3 separate regions of the Homo sapiens genome follow, and all the other regions are linked to region 3. The links are chromatin contacts, found by Hi-C or POLR2A ChIA-PET in ENCODE. All regions are on one chromosome and are shown on one strand. Each heading gives the region's core, a stretch centred on a gene start or an enhancer-like site at or near the end of the contact. The rest is flanking DNA. Distances are from core to core; before and after follow the strand shown.

Evidence for each region. Hi-C counts contacts between places; a loop is a spot of excess contacts on that map. ChIA-PET counts read pairs that join two places held with the same protein, here RNA polymerase II (POLR2A). Pooled maps may share reads with other maps.
Region 1: a pooled map shows a loop between it and region 3 (7-fold over the local background). The contact joins the enhancer-like site here to the promoter of DDX10 in region 3. A Hi-C loop is called at or near these places in 2 of 168 maps with a recorded cell type or tissue (HAP-1 and mammary epithelial cell) and 7 of 50 pooled maps.
Region 2: a map of naive thymus-derived CD4-positive, alpha-beta T cell shows a loop between it and region 3 (14-fold over the local background). The contact joins the enhancer-like site here to the promoter of DDX10 in region 3. A Hi-C loop is called at or near these places in 2 of 168 maps with a recorded cell type or tissue (HAP-1 and naive thymus-derived CD4-positive, alpha-beta T cell), 3 of 37 single-sample maps with no recorded cell type and 8 of 50 pooled maps. POLR2A ChIA-PET finds 5 or more read pairs at or near these places in 2 of 52 experiments (GM12878 and activated naive CD8-positive, alpha-beta T cell).

Annotation. Positions count from the first base shown.
Region 1 is chr11:108,869,181-108,871,880 of GRCh38, forward strand. The region is part of intron 16 of DDX10 (DEAD-box helicase 10); the gene reads left to right. Among named protein-coding and RNA genes, the nearest start is that of DDX10, 210 kb to the left of the region's middle. Within about 2 kb of position 1,376, at least 2 of the 41 ENCODE cell types and tissues checked have a DNase peak (open chromatin) inside an H3K27ac peak, as active enhancers do.
Region 2 is chr11:108,853,084-108,855,783 of GRCh38, forward strand. The region is part of intron 16 of DDX10 (DEAD-box helicase 10); the gene reads left to right. Among named protein-coding and RNA genes, the nearest start is that of DDX10, 190 kb to the left of the region's middle. Within about 2 kb of position 1,333, at least 6 of the 41 ENCODE cell types and tissues checked have a DNase peak (open chromatin) inside an H3K27ac peak, as active enhancers do; they include GM12878, where a contact is called at or near this core.
Region 3 is chr11:108,663,753-108,666,452 of GRCh38, forward strand. It overlaps DDX10 (DEAD-box helicase 10), which reads left to right and starts at 1,317. Exons shown (of 18, transcript NM_004398.4): 1 at 1,317-1,587. The coding sequence starts at 1,402.

The DNA.
Region 1 (2,700 bases), core at 126-2,625, 210 kb after region 3:
CATTTTTAAACCCGTTGTTTTTTTTTTTGTTTGTTTGTTTGTTTTAGTTATCTTGTAAAATTCCAGCCCATTTACCTGGCAAGGCCAGGGCATAAGATTGCCATTATGCTCTGTCATGGCTTATGCTCGTTTTCATCACTCATCTTCTCTTTGAAAGGAGCTGAATTGAGAAAGCATTTTTCATTGTTTAACGTTGAAATCTAAAAATACTGATATTTGAACTTCAGAAACATATTTGAAATAAGACATGTCAGCAGGTCTTTTGTCAATTGTGAATTGTTACAGATGTGACTGAGTCTTCCATTTTGATGCAGATTATTCTGCATTTTTATTGATAAGCTTTCATTAACATTTTATTTTGGGGGAATTTCTTACCCTTCTAAAATTCATTAAATGCATAAGTCTTGCTGTAAATTTCAGTCTGAGCAGACTGTGGATTATTCATGTTTACAAGTAAACTTCAAAATCTTTTTTTTGACAAGCAAAGTTTGATATGTTCAAACTTTTATGAGTCAGTATATCGATACTGACTCAAAATAATGCTTTCTGCAATGTGTTCATTTTTTAAGATTTTAACTGAAATTTTGGCAGTAGAGATTTTTACTTTCATTATAGAAAATTATGGTAAAATGTGGATATGAATTAGGAGAAGGCTGAAATGGAAGAACTTCATTCTTTCACTTGCTCAGGAGAAACCCTAGAGATAGCCTTCACTTCTTTCATTCTTATACTCCACCACAATTTATTAGTAAATCCTATTTGACTTTATCTTAAAAGTAGATGAGAAAATTTGGTGAAGTCCATATAACATCTGGAGTTTAGTTAATAGTAATATACCAGTGTTGGTTTCTTGGTTGGGAGAAATGGACTATAAAATTACAATAGGAGAAATCTGCGTAAGGGGTATATGGGAATTCTGTACTATCTTTGAAAGTTTCTTGTAAATCTACAGTTATTTAAAAATAAAAACTTTATTAAAAATAGATCCAGAGTTTAACCACTTTTTAACACTCCTGCTATCCCTATCATCCAAGTCACCATAATCTGTAACATGAATTACTAATTGTAACAGTCTTCTAACTAGTCTGCTAGTCTTCTTTCTCTTATCCTCCCACTCTTCTATCCCCAGTTTATTCTGAATTATAGTGGCCAGAATGAGCCTTTAAAAGTAAGTCGCATATTATAATTCTGTTCAGACCCCCATCCTTTAAGAGTTTCCCTGTCTACTTTGTCACAAAAGCTACAAAGTTCACATGTGATCTAGCTTCCAGCTCCTTCTCTGGTCTTATTTCCCACTGTTCTGTCACTAACTCTCTTAACTTTAGACTGTCTAATTACTCCTCAAATGCACTAAGCAGATTCTGGCCTTCGCTCTTGGTATCACCACATAGCTATGTGATTTGTTTCCTTACTGTCTCCAGATTTCTGCTAAAACATAACTTTACTAGAGAAGCATTCACTGATTTCCTGATGCAAAATAGCAACCTCCTCTTATCCTGTATTCTCTTACCTTGATATATTTTTCTCCATAGTACTTCTCTCTACCAGGCAATATATAAATACATACTAGTTTGTTGTTGCTTGTTTTTACTGTCACTAGAATGGGAAACTCAGAACAGGGACTTTGTTCTGTTCACTGCTGAATCACCAGTGCCTAGACCGATACGAACAAACAGTAGGTACTGAGTATTTATCGAGTGAAAGAAGCAGTAACTCTTTAATACAGTTTCTTGTTTTCACTGTGACACTTCCAAAATAGTGTCAAAATTGAAGAATTATAGCATATTGTTTATTGAAAGGCATAATAACTCTAGGGATGTTTCAGAATCCTTTCAGAGGCAGAACAGTAAAACAAAATAAAGAGGGGGAGGGCTAGAAAGCAATGTTACTGGACCCAGATAGATATTAGCACACATGGACAATCTCTAATTATACACTTTGTGTCCAAGTTCATATGTAAACTGGAGCATTTTTTTTTTCTCCATAGAAAAGATGTTCTATACTGTGGTTGATTTCCATTATCACTTAGGCTGCCCATGTACCATACAAGCATGACACTTAGGTGAGTGAAAGGGGTTGCAGTGACTAATTGTACCAAAACAACTGTCCTGGGCAAACCCAGGTATGATCACTTTAATTATAACTCAAAGATGCCTTCAGCTTCTATGGGAAAGGGCATCCTGCCCTCTGCTGGGGGCTTGGAACTCTGGAACACATAAGCTCCTGCTGGTAGAAAAATCTGAATTATAATGTAATGCCTCATTGCATTTGATTCATCCCCTTTTCTTTCCAGCATACTCTACTGGTCACCCTAGCAGTGAGAAAAGAAAGAAATATCTTTTCCTTCCACTGCTCTAGAATTAAAAACAAATTTCAGCTCTGCTTCCTTTGTACCCATCCATTTGCCCACACCCCAACTCCATCCTCCTCCTTACCAGTCCCACGAATTTAAGAAATTGAGCTTTGGGCTGGGCGCGTTGGCTCACGCCTCAATCCCAGCACTTTGGCAGGCCGAGGTGGGTGTATCACCTGAGGTAGGGGGTTCTGAGACCAGCCTGACCAACATGGAGAAACCCCATCTCTACTAAAAATACAAAACTAGCCGGGAGTGGTGTCACATGCCTGTAATGCCAGATACTCGGGAGGCTGAGGCAGGAGAATCGCTTGAACCGTGGAGGTGGAGGTTGTGGTGAGCCAAGT
Region 2 (2,700 bases), core at 83-2,582, 190 kb after region 3:
AAGCAGAAAAGACTGCTTATATTAAATATAAGCAGTATTAAATATCACTCTGTCTTCAAAGGTGCCCAAAAACGAGAGCTCCAGTGTGTGCAGCCTGACTGCTAAATAAGGTGGAGGCTTCTGCATATGCTTTAACGTGCAGGCGTGAAACACCATGGCAGAACCACCACTAGATCTCAGAGGCTGTAGTGGGAAAGATTTAAATTTAACAAGAAAATCTTAAATCTAATAAAAGCATTTGATATTTATGAATATTGCATGTTCAGCATAAAATAAGCCCATTTTATTTCACTAAGAAGCTCTCATTTCTGCATATATAAATGTAAAATGAAAGATATAATCTAGAGCCAAAGAAAGCCCTGTTACTGTATTTCCTTTGTGTTTATTCATGCATATTTGTATATATATTACTAAATATGGTTTATTTTTTATACTTATTGATGGTGTATGCTCGATTTTTTTTTTTCATAATGGTTTAAGCTGTAAGAAGTTGCTATCACCCTTGAGCTATCCTCCTGGAAACCTCTTCTTTTATTCCCCCATAAATTGGTGTGTATATTTGGTTTTAATACTGTGTCTGCTGGGGAAATGAAAAAATGATAAAGTTGTCACAATCAGGCATTTTCACTGGGGGTTGATCTCTGAAGTGAACTCCTTATGCCAAACTCTTCCTTCCATTTCCCACTCCCCTTCTGTGTTTGTCCTGTGTGTTTGTTTCCTGACATCTAAAAAAGGAGGAAGATTTTTCTTGTCAAGGGAAGGTCTCATTTCTATGTAACCACTAAGCATCGGACTAAGAACAGAAAGAAGAGCTGACATGGCTTTGCAGCTCAGCCAGGAGCTTTAAATAGACAGAGGCTGTGTTTTATTATTGCTCTGAATAGTTTAGCTACCTCCATTTCACAGCCCTTTTCTGAGTGCTCAGAGATGGTAGCCCTTTTGTAAGAGTGATATTACCAGAGGGATCAGTGGCTGGTCTGCAGCCAGGACTCAAACATTCCTCAAGACACTGAGGACTGCCTGCAGTGACAGGTTCAGGCTGACTGACAGAGCCCAAGGAATGAGCTCAAACCAACCTTTTGCACCCAACTTCCTTTCAAATGAAAGTGACAGGGGTTGAAGGCTCTCATGGCTTTTGAGGTACCTTTTGGAAGCAGACCCAGAAGAGATTATTTGGAAACACTTGGTAAAGGGGTGATGGCACAAATTTCTGTGATATGTAAGGAGAAATATTATGTAAATTATCAGGTTTCTCTCAGTGCATGTGCTTTAAATGACAGATGTGACTTAGTTTTTGAGTAAACTTTGTCTTCTCGTTGATCCTCTTATGTAAACCTAATCATTGTGTTACTTAGGATATTGCCTTCTGAATCACTTTAGTCAGATTCCAGGTAGAGCTTCCCTTTGATCCCTGAACCTACAAGCTATCCAGAAGATATTTTAATGGTCAAAGAAGGTGGTACTTGCAGACTTAATTTACCAGGAAATGTAGTCATAGCTGTTTATAGCTATTTTAAGCAATCACTGCATAGAAACTGAAAGTGTAAGAAAGGGAGGACTCACGTAGCTGTCTTTCTACCTTGTTTTGTGTTTCATGCAGCAAACATCATTTTATTATACAAGGAAGGATATAAAGGACACAGTATTTTTTTTTTAATTTTGGGGAAAGTGCTTGAATGAAGTTTCATGGAATTATCTTTATTTCCCAGAAAAGAGAAAACTTAATGATAATGTGAATTTTCAATTTTAGAAATGAATCTTCTCTGGCATATTGAAAGTACTTCTAAGAAAAATTGCTTTAAAGTGTGAGTAGGATAAACTAAAGTTGGAATGGACCTCTCAGGAATCTGATATGACTTTTTGTTAAAAGATAGATCTAAGTTCTGCCTAGTTATATTATGTGCAGAATTGGGAATGGAAGATAAATACGAAGCTGAAACTGTTACGAAGGTTTGCTGGGTACCTAATAGTGGTTTGGGAAATATAGGTCTTTTGGGTATCAAAACTTTCTTTAGCAGAGAAGTACTTGAATTGCACAATAGAATTGTTTTTACTTTAGCTAACAAGATGTCGTATATTCTTATGACCTACAGATTTTAAACTAAGATCTAGAAAAATACTTGTAGCAATGATCAATAGACCACATTGCTTTTTGAGTTCAGGTAGGTTACATAATCCTGGAATACAGCTTTACCTCATTATCTAGCTAAATTTCCTTTTGCTTTGAGGGTCACAAGTGCTAGTAGGAATCCCTGGTCGCTGGAATGATTTTGTATAAATGTAAGGAAAAGGAACAACAGTGCTGAAACTTGAGGAAATAGATCCTCAGCAATATCTCACTACTGTGCTGCTTTTGAAAAGAAAGTGTGATTTTTATTTATTTATTTATTTTTTAAGATGGAGTCTCGCTCTGTCACCGAGGCTGGAGTGCAGTGACGCGATCTTGGCCCACTGCAACCTCCGCCTCCCAGGTTCAAGCGATTCTCCTGCCTCAGCCTCCCGAGTAGCTGGGACTACACGCATGTGCCACCACGCCCAGCTAATTTTTTGTATTTTTAGTAGAGACAGAGTTTCACTGCATTAGCCAGGATGGTCTTGATCTCCTGACCCCGTGATCCACCCTCCTCGGCCTCCCAAAGTGCTGGGATTATGGATGTGAGCCACTGCAACTGGCCAAAAGTATGATTTATTAAACAAAAG
Region 3 (2,700 bases), core at 67-2,566:
ATTTTTAATTTTTTGAGGATGTATATACACTTTCATGTAATCACTCCTTATTGAGCTTTACTGTCTACCACATCTAGTGTTCCTGAGTGTGGAAATTCTCTTGTTCACCTCCTGTCCTCACTCCCTTCCAATAAGCCATGTCTTGTTTGGAGGATGGGCATAGAGTTGAGAGTAGTGATCTGGATATGTGGGGTTGGAAAGGAAATTTGAGAGCCCAAAATTCTGCCTGTGAACTTTGAACTCAATTTTCCAATCTCCTTTGCTACAGCTAAGCTCTCCCACCCACATCCGGTGTTTTCCTGGAGGCTGTAGGTAAATGTGTCAAAAAATTCAATTCATTGAAAGCCAGTTCACTTAAATGTCCAACTTGCAATAACTTTTCTATTACCTCCTTTTTTTTTTTTTTTTGACGGAGTTTCACTCTTTCACCCAGGCTGTGGTGAAGTGGGGCGATCTTGGCTCACTATAACCTCCGCCCCCGGGGTTCAAGCGATTCTCCTGCCTCAGCCTCCCAAGTAGCTAGGATTATAGGTGTGCACCACCACGCCTGGCTAATTTTTGTATTTTTAGCAGAGACAGGGCATCACCATATTGGCCAGGCTGGTCTCGACCTCCTGACCTCAGGTGATCCACCCACCTCGACCTCCCAAATTGCTGGAATTACAGGCGTGAGCCACCGTGCCCGGCCTCTATTACCTACCTCCTTACGTTTAGTTATCATTTTGTCTCCATAAAAGCATTTTAAGGCAAATTCAATTTGATTCCGTTCCAGTTTCCTTGCTGTTGCAGCTAGAGTCTGAGGGGCCCAGAGGAAAAGGAAAACCCAGAGGGGCATAAGAAGAATATAGAATATTCATTTTTATTCCTGAGGAAGTACAACCACCATGGATGGAAATCAGAAGTCACTAACTAGCTGTTTACTTCTGGGCAAATCTTTTGGCTCGTTGGCCCGAAAAGTGCAAAACGAGGGTCACAATTTTCATTCACAGATTGTATGTGTTTACACACATACTCACGAACGCTTAGCAAAGTTGAACCTGGAGCAAATGTGTTAATAGCCCTTAAAGGGTCAGTGTATGACGTCACCATAGTAACAACAACAGTGCGCATGCGTTTTTTTTTAAAGAGCCGGCGTGCTCCCGGCTCGGCTCAGCTCGCCCCCTTCCGTGGAGTGCTGCGCCCCCGTTTCCCCAGGCTGCCCCTCCCAGCAGGAGCCAATTCGCCAATCACAGCCCTCCTTTTCCTGACGTCATTGGCGCGTGCCCCGGTTTCAAAAGCTCGGGGGCGGGCTTCTGAGTTCGCGCATGCGCCTCTGTGCGTTTGTCCCATGCTGGTTCCGTGAGTCTGGCCTTAGGTGTCTCGTGTCTGGGGTTGATCCGAGCTGTCGCCGCCGCCGCCGCAATGGGCAAAACGGCCAACTCTCCGGGTTCGGGAGCCCGACCCGACCCGGTGCGGAGCTTCAATCGCTGGAAGAAAAAACACAGCCATAGGCAGAACAAAAAGAAGCAGTTGAGGAAGCAACTGAAGAAACCCGAATGGCAGGTCGAGCGCGAGAGTATCAGCCGCCTCATGCAGAACTATGAAAAGGTGAGGCCGGCGCTGGGGAGGGGGCTCGGGCCGGCCAGCAGCGGGGCAGCGTCTCACTGCGGCGAGGAGTTGCAGAGTGGAGGCGGCGGATCTGTCACCGGGACCCGGCCGGGAATGAGAGGTCACGCCGGGTGCCACAGCTCAAACCTCTGCACCGTTCTGGCCACTCTTCTGCTTGCCACACTGTTCCTAAAAAAATAATAGAAATGCGGCCGTACCTAAGGGTAGGGAGACTAATGCTGTAATAGCTACAGTCATATTCATATTAATAATACTGATGACAATAGTGGTAATAATGACACCTACATTTTTAAGCACTCACCATGTGCTTACAGTAATTGTTTGACTTGATCTGAGGTATGGATATTAATAATCCTATTTAACAGATGAGATAATTGAGGTTCTAAGAGGAATGAAACTTGTCCGAATCTTTCACGCTTAGTAGGTGGTGTGGAATTGGAAGCTAGATCCATGTCTTTCTAATCCCAAAGCCTTTGCTTTTAACCATGAAGCCAGACTGCATCCCTCAACATCATCTATGCTCCTTCCTGTGGCCACCTCATTTTCTCCACAGGCTTCATGTCCCCATCCAAGAATTGGCCTAGAAAAGCTGGACCGCTGGTCTGTTTCTGTCACCTATCATCCCCACATTGTAGCTGGTGTTCCCAGATGAGTATACCTGTAATGATCACTTTGACCTCCTGACTTCTTCCCCCAACCTCCAGACTCCACAGGTCTGTCAATTCCTCTTTTCCCTTTCCCTAAATCCCATGTTTGTTGGTCTTCACCCACATCTTTCAGCTTCTCAGCCCCCTTCTAGTGCAGTACAATCAGGGATTTAACAGATGGAACATTCTTGTAACTAAGGTTGCCATTGTAACAAATTACCACAAACTTGGCGGCTTAAAACAACAGAGATCTTGAGGTCAGGAGTTCGAGACCAGCCTGACCAACATGGTGAAACCCCGCCTCTACTAAAAATACAAAAAAATTAGCTGGGCCTAGTGGTGGGTGCCTGTAATCCCAGCTACTCGGGAGGCTGAGGCAAGAGAATCGCTTGAACCCGGGAGGCAGAGGTTGCAGTGAGCCCAGATCGCACCATTGCACTCCAGA